3 separate regions of the Homo sapiens genome follow, and regions 1 and 2 are each linked to region 3. Evidence: chromatin contacts called from ENCODE Hi-C or POLR2A ChIA-PET data. All regions are on one chromosome and are shown on one strand. The core of a region is the stretch at or near the end of the contact, and the rest is flanking DNA. Distances in the headings are between cores, read along the strand shown. Region 1 holds the start of BOD1 (biorientation of chromosomes in cell division 1). Region 2 holds the start of PANK3 (pantothenate kinase 3). Region 3 holds the start of NPM1 (nucleophosmin 1).

The links. Hi-C counts contacts between places; a loop is a spot of excess contacts on that map. ChIA-PET counts read pairs that join two places held with the same protein, here RNA polymerase II (POLR2A). Pooled maps may share reads with other maps.
Region 1: a loop to region 3 is called in a map of CD8-positive, alpha-beta T cell, with 11 times the contacts of the local background. The contact joins the promoter of BOD1 here to the promoter of NPM1 in region 3. A Hi-C loop is called at or near these places in 6 of 168 maps with a recorded cell type or tissue (CD4-positive, alpha-beta T cell, CD4-positive, alpha-beta memory T cell, CD8-positive, alpha-beta T cell and 1 more) and 15 of 50 pooled maps.
Region 2: a map of CD8-positive, alpha-beta T cell shows a loop between it and region 3 (32-fold over the local background). The contact joins the promoter of PANK3 here to the promoter of NPM1 in region 3. A Hi-C loop is called at or near these places in 7 of 168 maps with a recorded cell type or tissue (B cell, CD4-positive, alpha-beta T cell, CD4-positive, alpha-beta memory T cell and 3 more), 12 of 37 single-sample maps with no recorded cell type and 24 of 50 pooled maps. POLR2A ChIA-PET finds 5 or more read pairs at or near these places in 1 of 52 experiments (activated CD4-positive, alpha-beta T cell).

Annotation. Positions count from the first base shown.
Region 1 is chr5:173,614,307-173,618,833 of GRCh38, reverse strand. BOD1 (biorientation of chromosomes in cell division 1) reads left to right here and starts at 2,184. Exons shown (of 4, transcript NM_138369.3): 1 at 2,184-2,634. The coding sequence starts at 2,398. RefSeq lists enhancers at 1,908-1,987, 2,008-2,267 and silencers at 2,248-2,317, 2,328-2,377.
Region 2 is chr5:168,576,390-168,581,039 of GRCh38, reverse strand. PANK3 (pantothenate kinase 3) reads left to right here and starts at 1,672. Exons shown (of 7, transcript NM_024594.4): 1 at 1,672-1,784. The coding sequence starts at 1,757. RefSeq lists a silencer at 1,395-1,724 and enhancers at 1,241-1,784, 1,875-1,944.
Region 3 is chr5:171,385,732-171,390,498 of GRCh38, reverse strand. NPM1 (nucleophosmin 1) reads right to left here and starts at 2,650. Exons shown (of 11, transcript NM_002520.7): 1 at 2,493-2,650; 2 at 369-448. The coding sequence starts at 2,550. It overlaps MIR3912 (microRNA 3912), which reads left to right and starts at 3,739; the gene lies at 3,739-3,843. RefSeq lists silencers at 1,930-1,989, 2,310-2,369.

The DNA.
Region 1 (4,527 bases), core at 935-3,434, 2.2 Mb before region 3:
AATCTCCAGGATCACTTACCTATTTAAGTCATGACAGATTCATCCATCATCTCCTGCTAGAATGCTCCTTCTTTTCTGAAGATTATGGCTACACATAATCCTACCCACGCACTCTGTGATGCTATCCCACAGCTTTAGGAAACAGACAGGAATTTATACATTCTCTTTGAGCTAAGAACTATCGTGCTAAGAGCTGGAGACACAGTGATGAACAAGTCGTGGTCCCCATTCTAAATATTACACCCTATCAGGGGACTCAGGTGGCCAATTTGTCTGTAAATCATTCACTTCCAATTATAATAATTGCTACAAAAAATGAGGCTTTGAGTTTCTGTAGCATGGAGGAAATATCTCATTGGATCTAGGGGTCAGAAGAATTTTCCCTGAGGAAGGAGAGTAAGATGTGGGGTGCCAAAAATGGAGAAGGGACTAGTCAGAGTGATCAAGGGCTTGCAGAAGAAAGAACCTGGGGCTGAGGCAGCCTGAACTGGGCTTCTCCTGGGGTTAAAGGTGAGTGATCAGTGTAGAGTCAACCAGTAGGAACAGACATTAGGTAATCTCAAGGATGGTGAGCTATTAAGAGAGAATGTTTGTCATTAACTGACCCATTGTGAATGATTGAGCTGGTGTTAGAGGATGAGTATAATCCAACACCTGAATGTTTCTTTTGAGGGTTAATTTAAACTCTCTTGGACAGGTGTGGTGGCTCACACCTGTAATCCCAGCACTTTGGGAGGCTGAGGCGGGTAGATCACTTGAGGTCAGGAATTCAAGACCAGCCTGGCCAACATGGTGAAACCCCCATCTCTACTAAAAATACTAAAATTAGCCAGGTATGGTGGCATGCGCCTGTAATCCCAGCTACTCGGGAGGCTGAGGCAGGAGAATTGCTTGAACCCAGGAGGTGGAGGCTGCAGTGAGCCAAGATTGCACCACTGCACTCCAGCCTGGGCGATAGAGTGAGACTCTGTCTCAAAAAAAAAAAAGAAAAAAAAATTAAACTGTCTTGAGTACTAAATATTGGTGTGGAGAACATCCTGGATCTTTGCCAATTCTGCATCTTCGCAGGAGCCAAGGATATTGCAGAATTTGCTATTTACATCCCCTCTGCTGCTTGTGTAAGATGAGGAAACAACAATAGCAGACATAATTGCTGAGGTTGGGAGGGGGAGCTGAGCTAACAATAGGCAAAAGATGAAGGGAAGAGAGGATAATGGTGGCAGCTATAGGATTCCAATGGTGAATTGTGGCTACTTAAAAAAATCAGGATATAAAGCCTTACCTATTGTGGGATACCAACTAGCTCTCAGGATACCTCAGGCTAAAATGCAAGATTTAGATCCTCAAAACCTGGGTTCAAATCCTACTTTTCTACCTCTAGGTATGTGATTAGGTTAACAAACTTTCTTCTGCCTCCATTTCTACGTCTGTAAATAGCAATAATAGTAGTATGTATCTGCTTTTTTAAATTATCGTGAAGAAGTGCGTGGAAAGTGCATAGCATCACGCCTGACACTTTTCAATTATTCAATATTGGCTTATGATTGACAATATTTAATATTTGGGAGGAAATCCACACACATATAAGACAGACTTAAGGAAAACTTTTATTTTCTTCTTCACACTTTTCCGTTATTTTCCAATTTTCTAAAATGAGTATGCATTGCTATTAAAACCAAAAGGAGGGAAACTCACAAATTTCTGAACAATAGAAGTTTGACTGTTCCACTGTTTCCGGAATTTCCCGGAACATGTTGTTCAAGAAGGACGTGGGAGTGCATGCTGAAGCACAGATTGCTAGGTCTCGACCCGTAAATACTGGATAAAAATCTTTAAGAAATAATTCTGGTAATCTATACTTTTAATCAGCTCCACAGATGACTGTTATAATCGGGCACTGCTGGGACGTGTTGATTGAATGGGAAGTGAGCAGAGAGTGGGCGGGGAAGGCCTGGCGGGGAAGGCCTGGCGGGTTGCAGCGATCACGAGGCCTGCGCCTACAGTTCCCATATTACCCCGCGAAATCGCGACGAGCAAGCACGAACCCTGCCGGGAGTTGTAGTTTCTCTCGGCTAGGCCGCTGCCTATAAAGAACGCCGGAGATGGCCACAGAAAACTTCCCGCCCCACAATGCAAAGGTCAACGTTGACGCCATCTGGGGTGCGCCTGGAATCGAGCAGGCCGTTTCTGCCGCGTCCACCACAACCTCTGCTGTATCAGAGGGGGCCTTCGCCGCCGCCGCCCCCACCACCGCCCCTGCCGCCATCGCCACCTCCGCCGCTGCCGCCTTGGGGCCCTCCTCCTTCACCGCCCCCTTCACCACCTCTACACGTTCTAGGCCTTCTGTCCTGGAGAAGAAGCTATAGTCGTTCTCCCTTGTGGGCCCGGGGCGCAGCCATGGCGGACGGCGGCGGCGGCGGGGGAACTGGCGCGGTGGGCGGCGGCGGAACTAGCCAGGCCTCTGCCGGGGCAGCGACTGGCGCTACTGGGGCCAGCGGGGGCGGTGGCCCCATCAACCCGGCCTCGCTGCCTCCCGGCGACCCGCAGCTCATCGCTCTCATCGTGGAGCAGCTCAAGAGCCGGGGCCTTTTTGACAGCTTCCGCCGGGACTGCCTGGCCGACGTGGACACCAAGGTAGCTGCGGCCGCCTGGGCGTTGGGGAGCGGGGCTGCACGTGAGGCCGCCGGGTGGCAGCTTTGATTTTCGAAAGCCGAGAGCAAAACAAAAGATAGCTTAGAAATCTCAGCGGTGAGGTCTTACACCGCTTGGGGCAGTACGGAGAGCTTTCTGAGCGATGCACACGTGGGTTCCTGCCTGATACATTTACTACTAGTTGTGATTTTACCCAGTCCCTTCTCCGAACTTGGGGTTTCAATGTGGGTTTTAGAGCCTAGACCGTATCATTCCCAAGATGGAACTCCTCTGAGGCCCTTAATAACAAACTTCGAAACCAAGTAGATAAGCAAGCGTGCTTTAGAATTTCCACCTGTTCCGTACTCACCACTGAGAAGCTGGCATTAAACACAATGATTTGAACACACAGTCATCACCATTTTATAGCTGTTTATTCCTTTTCTCTAGCTCATTGTTTTGCAGACTAGTACGGCGTTGAATTAAGATAAATTGTAGAAACAGCACCCTTATTTTGCACTTCATCATTGATAAAAGGAGATTTGGTGCCTAGTTGAGATCCTAATGCCATTGGTCAGTCCCACCAGTAAAACGCTATTTCACTTTACCTACTCGTCAGGGTGGTTTGGATTCAATGAAATAATGGGTGTTAAGTATCAGACATACAGTAGTTGCTGGAATGTTCATTTTCTTCCTTTTCAAAACTTGTCTAGCCACGACTGTGGTTGTAGGTTAGGAGACCCTGTCACTGGACTCCTGCAGGGTAGTGATTTCTCCTACCAGAGCCTGTCATGGAAACATTTTGCTTACCTCACAGCAAGATTGTGAGCTTAGAATTAGACCTTAAGATAGGGAAAAACGTAGTCTGTTTATTCGTTGAACGTTTATTGGCCTCTAGTTGCCAAGCTGTGCGATTACAGGAATAAGTCACTACCCCATCCTCAAAACTTATAGTCTAGGTTAGAAAACTGACATGTAAATAAACCAGGTGGTAAATACGGATGTAGAGAGAGAAAGTGGTATACACTGTTCCTTCTCCAAGATGAAAAGCCCAACTAGAAGTCTGTCCTTGAAACAAAGTAATTTAATACATATACATCCCAGATCTGTATTGACAGAGCTTTCACCTTTCCTAGGACAAGTTCTCCATTCATATTTCTTATATTCCGTTAGGTTTTGTGTGTGATTTTAAAACAAAAGCGACTACAGTAGCCCGCCCCATCCAAGGTTTTGCTTTCTGCGGTTTCATTTACCCAATTGTTGCGGTATGGAAGTACTTGTGTTCAGGTAACCCCTATTTTACTTCATAATGGCCCTCAAAGACATTCATGCGTAGTGTATATAGGGTTCAGTACTACCTGAGGTTTCAGGCACCCACTGGGGATCTTGGAACGTATCCCCTGAGGGGGGAGGGGACTACCCTCTTGAGCGGCTGGTGAGGGAGAGTGGTTGGAACCTTCCCATGTACAGCTCCTTAGCTGTTCCTTCTGAGAATTCCAGGTTGTTTTAGTTCTTGAAGATAGTGTTTTTTCAGGCATATCTTATCTGAGACCTTTGTTGCTTCAGCCCAGTGGTTCTCAAAGCGTGGTGCTTGGATTAACATCAGCATCACCTGAGAACTTGTTAGAAATGCACATTTTGGGCCCCACCCCAGACTGCTGAAGTATTTAGGGGAAATTGAACAGATGTCTGTAATTTACTTTGCACTGTAATTTACTTTGAACTGATAAGTGAACAGGTGGAGGGGTTGGTAGTACAGTAAAACGTTATGAGTGGGCTCATGAGTTCCTTTGACTTCTTGAACTGAGATGATTCTGTATCGCCTGGGTTTGTTACGTGTTTTGGTGGTGATGTTCACTGTCCTTTGTCCTTTTTCGGTAAACAGTTCGTATCATC
Region 2 (4,650 bases), core at 423-2,922, 2.8 Mb after region 3:
CCTGCAACTAAGAATGCCTTAAACTCCTGGGAATGCAGCCCAGTAGATCTCCGCCTTATTTCATCCAATCCCTATTCAAGATGGAGTCGCTCTGGTAAATGCCTCTGACACAGTTGCTATTCACAAACTCTATCACATACAGCCTCAAATTCCTGGGCCTCCCACCTTAGTCTCCCAAATAGCCGGGACTGCAGACACACACCACTGCGCCCAGCAAGTTTTTTTAGTTTTTAATCATTGTATTTCAAAAAGTAGTTGGGAGGATTAAATTTAAATTTTAAAAGTAAGGCACTTTGCAAAGTGTCAGCCCTTGGTATGTACTCAATAAATGGTAGCTTGTGTCCTCTCCTGTCCTTCTTCACATCCCTTGGCTTATCATCTGCAAGAAGGGGCAGTAAGGCTCTTTGGTAAGCGGGTTTCTTTGACTGGAATGCCCAATCCTCTACTGCCAACCCTCTATCCATCTATTGTAAAAACTACAGAATTCCTGGCCATCTAACTGGGCAACAAAAGTGAAGGCCAAGAGAAGATACCCAATGCCATCTTCTCCCATTCCAGCTGGAGGACTAAGACTCTAGGAGGCAAGGGGAAAGGGTGTCCTGGCTTTACTGTGAGAACTGGAGCAACTAAATTTTCTTCTCTGGGAGTCAGTTTTCCCTTTAGAAGGAGAGAGCTGGGCTGGAGGGCCCCAGGGGAATATGGATCGGTGGCAAAAAGAATGCTCAGCAAGCAATTTAACTCCTCAGACCGTGCCCCATCTTCAAAATGAGTGACAATAAAATGAATAATTGCACGTGGTCCACAAGGCCCCTGAATTTAAGTAAATCACACAAAGTGCTTAGCAGAGTCCCATGAACATAACGCGTTCCATAGATGTTACCTCTATTCCTGCTATTGTCATCATTCCGACCCTAACATTCAAGGTGTCTCTATTAAGCAAAAGGATTCCTTTGTGAATAATTTTAATCCGCCAATGTACTCAAGGGTCTATCTTAAGCACAGCTCTAGAGCCCTGATTGTAGCGCTTTCCATGGCCTGACGACCAGCTTTCCTGTCTCAAGGGGAAATCTGAGAATGGCCGAACAGCCATGACAGTCCTCTCGAAGAGTTCATTCCCCCTTCTCTCCGCGACCTGCTGAGGTCTGAGCCCGACTTCCCCAGCACGCCCATCTCAGTCACCATTGGTCGCCTCCTCGCTGGCGTGACTAAGACCCAGCCCTCTTCTCGCTGGGACCACTCTGAGGCGATCTGCGGAAGCTGAGGGGCCTCGGAGGAGGGGCCGCGATGCATCTCGGGCTTTGTAGTCCACCTGCACAACTACAGCCAGAGAGCGGGGCCTCACGAACCGGAGAACTACAATCCCCAGCAGCCGGGCGGAAGCGGAGCGAGGGGGGGCTCGCGTCACGTGGGCGTTCGGCCTGGGCGGGCTATTTCTCAGTGCGGCGGCGGCGGCGGTGGCGGCGGCTCCGGGGACCGGGGCCTTTTGTTTGGAGCGGCTGCGGGGGGGCCCCGGAGCGGCGAGGCCGGCGGCCTTCCCCAGCTTGCTCGGTCCCGGCCACCCCTCGCGGGGGTGGGGGGCCGCCCCCTGGGCCGGGCATCTCCTCAGGCGCCGCCGCCCCGCCCTAGGCCGGCCCCGCCCGGCCTGAGGGGAGGAACCGGCCGGGCCTCGCCGCGCGGCCCAGCCACCTCCGGAGTCGCCGCCTCTGCTCTCAGTGCCCCGGATCGGAGGCCGTCCATCGCCCCTCGGGCCGACGCCATGAAGATCAAAGATGCCAAGAAACCCTGTAAGACGGGGGCTGGGGCCCGCCAGGTTGGGAGGGCACCCTTGGGCCCCGTCTGAAAGCCCCTTGGCTGGGCGGTCGGCTTCCAAGCCCGTCGCTCCTCGCCGGCGCTTCGTCCGGTATGGGGGCGGAGGGACCATTTGAGCCACGAGTTCGAGGCTTCCGTCCTCCCCATCCCCCTATTCATGCATGGTGAATGCCTGCCGCCCCCTAGCCTTTCCTCCCACTTTCTCTTCGAGATCTGGGAGGTGCCAGAGGGAATTTCTGATTCTGATTTTTGTCAAACCAGACTAGTCTCCTCTCCCAGCTCCCCCTGAATTCAGGTTGAAAAGAGGCGGTCGCGGCTGTCAGGTTGCGCTGGCGGCTTTTAGCACCTGTTTTTAGGGATTTCCGGGCTTCCTGCTTGTGTCCTTGAAATGCCGGTGGGTTCCTGGGAGTTGTCACTGTTGTTACAGTTGGAGCTTTCAAACGTACGTGCATGCAGTCTGCCAGTGTGTAATTGCTTTGGCTTGTTTTTGTTTAGAATATCAACTAGTTCATGTTTGTTTTAGAAAACGCAGATAAACAAGAAAGATAAAGTCACCCGTATTCCCCGCACCCGGAGCGAACCGCTATTAATATTATGGTGAATACCCGTAGATATTTTTCTATGCATGTACTTAAATTCTGACTATGCTTTTAGAAAGGTCGACTTTCATTTGCTTCCTTTTATGTTTAGTCTTTTAAAAACCTTTTATTCCAGTAATTGACTTATTTAATCACCCAGCCATTGTGATTGTCACTCTTTTTAAGTATAGCCTCCCAGAAGGACTAGGAACGTGGGGATTCATGCTCATCTTAGAGTCGTATTGATACTTTTGCTGTTTTTACAGTGTTTCATGTGATCTCTTTAACTGTTAAGAAATCCACAACTATAAAACAGGGCGCTGACACCTTCCCTGCCCGCCTATCGGGGTTCCTGTAAAACTCACCTGAGAGGCAACAAGCCAAAACCCTGTGAAAACTACAAATTCCTATATAACTGTAAGGTAATTTGGTCTTAACTTCACAGGTGAGGAAATTGAACTTAGCCCCAGAGTAACTTTTCCAAGCATGTACCAACCATGTGCTATGTGGTTCATAACTCTAAGGGGACTGACTCATAATACAGTGTTCTTTCTCTTGCACCCATAGAGCATTGTCTAAGTACTTTATCTGGTAGTTTCATCTGTTAATTAAAATTTTTAAAAAATTATTTATAACTGAATAGATCCTGTCATAGTTGTTCAAGAAATCTATAAAATAGTGATGTGAAGGCTTAAATGAAAAGTAATATAGAGAGACTTTAAATTTTCATTTGCTGAATTAAACTAATGCATCTTGAACAGGTGCAGTAATTAGAACACTTGGACATTTTCCCTCACGCATACGTTTTCTCTGCTTCTCTTAGAATTTCCATTTGGTGAACAGTGTATGACCAACTCAAATTCTGACTCTTGTGGTGGTGATTATTTTCTTTTGTCATGATAGTGATTTGATTACTTAGATTTGAACAAACTAATAATCAGGTATGAGTACTACCTCCTTCAAAGGTGTTTTAGGAGAGATTATAAAGATTATTATGAGAAGTTTATAAAATAGGGCTAGGCACGGTGGGTCACACCTGAAATCCCAGCACTTTGAGAGGCCGAGGCGGGAGAATCGCTGGAGGCCAGGAGTTCGAGACCAACCTGGGCACCATAGTGAGACCTCATCTCTACAAATAAATAAATAAAAAGATTAGCCGGGCATGGTGGCACACGCCTGTAGTCCCAGCCAAAGACTTAAAAATACACATTAGGTTGAGAAATTAGAGAATACCCCCTGTTTTTCCCCAAATAAGTTGATTATTACAACATTGTGGTATGTTGTGAGACCATTAATCTTAAAATTGAATCATGCTGAAAATCTGGTCAGTTACTATGGTGTAGAAGCCTAACATTTTTATATGTAAAAGGTAACTTTACTGTCTGTTGTTTGTAGTAAAAGTAAGGAACATGACGTTTTGTGTGTGGGAAAGAAGGTATTTCAACCATGAACTGTCCCAGATAATAAAAAATAAGGCTGGACACGGTGGTTTACACCTGTAATCCCAGCACTTTGGGAGGCTGAGTGGGGCAGATCACGAGGTCAGGAGTTCGAGACCAGCCTGACCAACATGGTGAAACCCCATCTCTACTAAAAATAGGAAAATTAGCCGAGCATGGTGGCACGCGCCTGTAGTCCAAGCTGTTCGGGAGGCTTGAGGCAGGAGAATTGCTGGAACCCAGGAGGCGGAGGTTACAGGGAGCCGAGATCACGCCACTGCACTCCAGCCTGGGCAACAGAGCAACACTCCGTCTCAAATAATAATAATAATAATAATATTAATATTATTTTAACTTTAAATCACTCAGGTTAACAAAAGATATATTTGTTTTGTTTTTGAATACCTGTATGGGGTTTTTTTTGGCATAATTAAAACATTTATTGATCACATAGTGTGTGTATGGCATTTTCTTTATGTGCATTGCATCATTTAACTGCATACTAGAAGAAGCTGTATATTATATTGGCTAAACAAGTGACCTTGGCTTCACATTATTTACCTAAGTGTTAGAAAATATTTCTTCTAAATACATTACCAATATCTTAACAGGTTATAAACCCGAATGCATATATTAACCAGAAGATTTAAAAAGGAATTAGTTTCATCCTCTAAATTGTGTAACTGGAAGATTAGCATTTGAAATTATGTGTTAATTCAACGCCAGGGGAAGGAAGGAGAAAGTCAATCCTGTGTTACTCTCTTCCCTGCCTGCCATGATTTCTTAGGGTACAGATTTTTAAGATTGTGTTTGGGTTACCTGTA
Region 3 (4,767 bases), core at 1,401-3,900:
ATAAATATGCATACACACAATATAGACCACCTAACATATTTATTGAGCAACTTCTAAGTTGAGCAGAAGGCTAGTCTCTGGTAGACATGAAAGATTATCGATGCCTTTTACAAGGGCTTTGTAATTCAACTGAAGAAAATAAGGCAAGTTGAACAGTGTGACTGGAATTTACATGGTTACCAAATGAGTGGTATAGATGCCAAGTTCTTCAAAGATGTACAGACAGTGAGGTACACACAATACCCAGGTGTAAGAAATAGTATTTTATAAGCAGTCAGCAAAGGAAAAAAAGTCTCAAGCCACATGAATAGAAACTAAAAGGCTGAAATCAAGTAGGGTTAAGTAGTTTATTTTGAAAGTTTAAGTACCGTTCTTAAAGATAACTGGTGCTCATTTTCATCATTATCCACCTTAAAGTGATAATCTTTGTCGGCCTTTAGTTCACAACCTGTAAATGAAGAAAAAAGCAACTCTAACAAGGAGAAAAATAACACTGAAACTTAAGTGTGGGTAACCAAAAAGGTCAGGTCTAACTTTTGAACTAGTTTTTCACTATTTTAGCTACCAGAGGGCAAAGCAGAATGATCAATTCCTAGATTTCTTGAACAGAAACCTCTACAGACACCCATAAAAGACTATAATTCCATTCTCTCATCATACCATATTTCATCTCTAACTACGCTGATAGGTACTGTTATTCTGCATAAACAAGCTCAATGGTTTAGTAAATCTCAACCTGAAGCAATTATCTGAAACCAAATGTAATGTCCAATGTTAAGTTTCCCACTATTTAAAACAGCTGATTTACCTACCTAAATTCCCAAATGGCAATTTCGAAATGAGAACGGTTACAAACATGAATAGCTTACTATTACAAAAGAAAAATGACAAAAGTAAAAGAACCGAAGTTTGCTACAGGGATCAACACTCCACTCTTTAAAGCAACAGAAAGTGACATACGCCTCAAACTATATTCAGAAATTATGTTTAAGACAAGGAGGGTTCTTTCCGATAGTTATCAAAAAGTACTGATATAAATTTACCAGAATTCTCAGCTATCCAAAATAACTAGGAATTAAAGCCTTAATGTTTTGAATACATATGTCTACTCTCACTCCATGAATGGGCAAAATTCTTCAAAACACTGTCAGAATAAAAATTTTAAATGATTCCATTTAACTATCATCTAACCGTTACCAATACATATACATGCTTAAATGTGAACAGACGTTTAATTAACAAATCTCAGCACGGATAATGAACAAGATAAAATTCACGGTAGGATTTGCATTTACTTCAAAGTCTGAATAGTACAAAGATTAGGCTTCTGCAATTAATCCTACTGAGATCAAAAACCCAAGTGGGACTCTCCTTTTTGGGGCAGGACTACCGCAAGTCGAGGGGGGTGGTGCTCCCAAAATTCTGCGAATAGTCTTAGGTCTTGATCTGACTCAAACCGAACACTCTACGTGTTTCTTGTATTTAGAAAAGCAGTTTGGTCAATGCCGCACAAATGGCGGCATGCGAGGACGTCCCCCTAAAACGAAGCCTCATTAATATTCACGAAGCAGCAGCTACGGAGTCAAGCGTCTTGGTTTAGATTTAGTCTCTTATTGCCTTTACTAAGTACAACCTTCGTTAAGTGAGTTTATCTCTGGGCACCAGTATCCTCATCTGCAAAGTGGGGCTAGCTCCACCTACCGCAGTGAGACAGAAAAGGGGCTCAAAAAAATGAGAGCTGCCATCACAGTACATGCTGTAAGCACTGAACAAAGACCTCCAGAACCCTAGTGCTACCAGCCTCTTAACATTTCCCACTTCAACAGAGCCACAGCATCCCTGGCTCACGAGTGGCAACACGCCGGTGAGTCCCGGATGTAGCGCCCACACCCCCCTCCCTCCCCCAACCACGTGGCAACCACGTGCTCCCAGCGGTTGCGGCCTCCTCACGCCGCGCCGCGCCTCCCCACCCCCAGTAACTGGCCGAAGCACGCGAGGTAAGTCTACGTCCGGCAGCTCCAGGCTCTGAGGCCAGAATAACGCCAGGCTGTGCATCTACCCGCTCCAACAAGCAGGCCCATGCTTCCCGGTGAACCCAGCCTCCAGGACCACCAACCCGGGGCCTGGCATCAGAAGCCTATGAACCACCGCCGTTAGAAAATAAACCACGCCTGGAGCTCCGCCACGTATCCCCGGCAAAGGCCGAACTTCCAGGCGGCCGGTTCCACTTTACCTCAGGCCCCGGGCCTCGGACCGCTCACGCCCCAGACGCTTCAGGCCGCTCGTCTCCTCCCCCTTCACGCCACCGGCTCCCCCCGCGGCTCCAATCCCTCCAGGTCCAGGGCTCAGGCAGCTCTTCCCACCCGCTCAGGCCTCCCGTCGGTCTGGCGGTCTCCACCAGACCCGGTTGCAGCCGGATTCCCGCCCCTCACCCCCACCCTCACCGCCACCAGGCCCCGCTCGGCCTCGCTCCAGCTCCCCCCAGCAGTTACCGAAAAGATAGTTCTGGGGCCTCAGGGGGCTCATGTCCATGTCCATCGAATCTTCCATCGGGTGGCGGCACGCACTTAGGTAGGAGAGAAGGCGGACGGAGATAAAAGAACGCTGCTCCAGAGAACAACCGCGCAGGACGGAATCACACCAGGGAAAGGACGCAGGCTCCCCGCGCTTATATATAGACCCTGAAGATCTCGCGAGCGCTTCCCAAGTCCCGCCTCCGCGCGCGTGCTCCGAAGCCCTCCCACCCCCGTACCGTAGCCGTCCTGCGCAAGCGCTTTTCAACCCCACTCCTTTCTACCTCGCCCCCACCTCCTTCCAGGTACTCCGCGGGCTCCCACCGAGCACGCGCACTCGTACACTGGCCCCACCCCTCCGCTGCTGTCGCCTGTGCGCACGCGTGCTTTCCAGTCGTAACGCGCACTCCCCACCTCCAACCCTTCCACGTCCTCTCCCGCTCAAGCGCGCCGGCCTCCCGCCAAGAGTCTGCGCAGCCCACCCTGCAAAATGGCGTCGGCAGCCCTTAGCTGTGTAAGATATGGCGGGTTAGCCGGCTGCGAATGAGCCAGAGAGCACCTCGATTCACCTTTCCCCATCCCCTAGTGCCCTGCAAGCCTCCAAACAGGCGTAATCACTTCAGGAATTTTTTACTTGCCTGAAGGCTTCGGATCGCAGTTAATCGTTACCCCAAAGTTCAGGTGCCAGAGAGAGTGAATTGCGGCTTATTCTTTGTTAGGAAGGAAAGATGTAGTTACCGGCCAGACTTACGGAACTTTGTTTTTCAGCTCTGTCCTTCCTGAGAAAACATCTCCAAAGTCCTTATCTTTACGTAACTTGGGGGCCAAAAGGGGACTGAATCAGTCTCCAAATTAGCAAGGACATCGCCCTAAGAGAGCTCGGAGGGTGGGCCGACTCTGACTTCTTGCCGCTCTTAATCTTTAACATTCCTCCTGAAAGAAAGCGGGTGACTTGTAAGAACTACAGAAGCCTTAATTCGAATATTTGGGAGCGAGCATGGGAATTAACGTTTTAAGCTACACCTTGACAAACTCCGAGGCACCCCAGCACCCCGCGGGCATTGGGGCGTTCTGAAGACCCGTAATCTTTTTTTTTTAAGCCTCAACATATCAAACAAATTTAAGAAGTGAGGAATACAAATGATAGCCTCAGAAAGGAAGACACCCCCACCCCAAGGCATTATTTCTTACAGGAAAATTATAGAGACGATTTCAGTGTCTATCAAGAGAGGAATGAACAGTTAAATTATAACATGTCCATATTATGGGTTAGTTGTGGACACATACTAACGCATAATATGGACATGTTATAATTTAACTGTTCCTTTCTGAGAGCTCCTGTGTCACATAAAGCTTTGAGTCACTTAAATTTGTTATGCCTTTTTTTGTGTGTGTGTGGAGACAGAGTCTCGCTGTGTTGTCCAGGCTGGAGTGCAGTGGCGTGATCTCCGCTGGATGCAACCTCCGCCTCCCGGGCTCCCGAGTAGCGAGGACTACAGGTGCATGCCACCACGCCCGACTAATTTTTGTATTTTAGGAGGGATGGGGTTTCGCTGTGTTCTCCAGGCTGGGCTCAAACTCCTGACCTCGGGTGATCCGCCTGTCTCTGCCTTCCAAAGTGCTGGGATTTCAGGCGTGAGCCACCGCACCCAGCCAGCATTTTTTTTTTTTTTAAACGGGGTCTCGCTCTCTTGCCCAGGCTGCAGTGCAGTGGCAAGATCTCTGACTCACGAGTTCTGCCTCTTGAGTTCCAGCAATTCTCGTGCCTCAGCCTCCCAAGTAGCTGGGATTACAGGTGCCTGCCACCGCGTCCAGCTAATTGTTGTATATTTAGTAGAAACAGGGTTTCGCCATGTTGGCCTCCCAAAGTGCTGGGATTACAGGCGTGAGTCACCACACCCGGCCACTGTTTTATTTTTTATTTTAATTTTTTTTTTTTTTGAAACCGAAGTCCCGCTCTGTCATACAGGCTGGAGTGCAGTGTTATGATCTTGGCTCACTGTGACCTTTGCCTCCTGGGTTCAAGTGATTGTCCTGCCTCAGCCTCCCAAGTAGCTGGGATTACAGGCGCCCCCCACCACGCCTAGCTAATTTTTGTATTTTTAGTAGAGATGGGGTTTCACCATGTTGGCCAGGCTGGACTCGAACTCCTGACCTGAAGTGATCCACCCGCCTCAGCCTCTCAAAGTGCTGGACTTACATGCGTGAGCCATGGCGCCCGGCCTTATCTGAGACTTTAAAAAAAAACAATCCA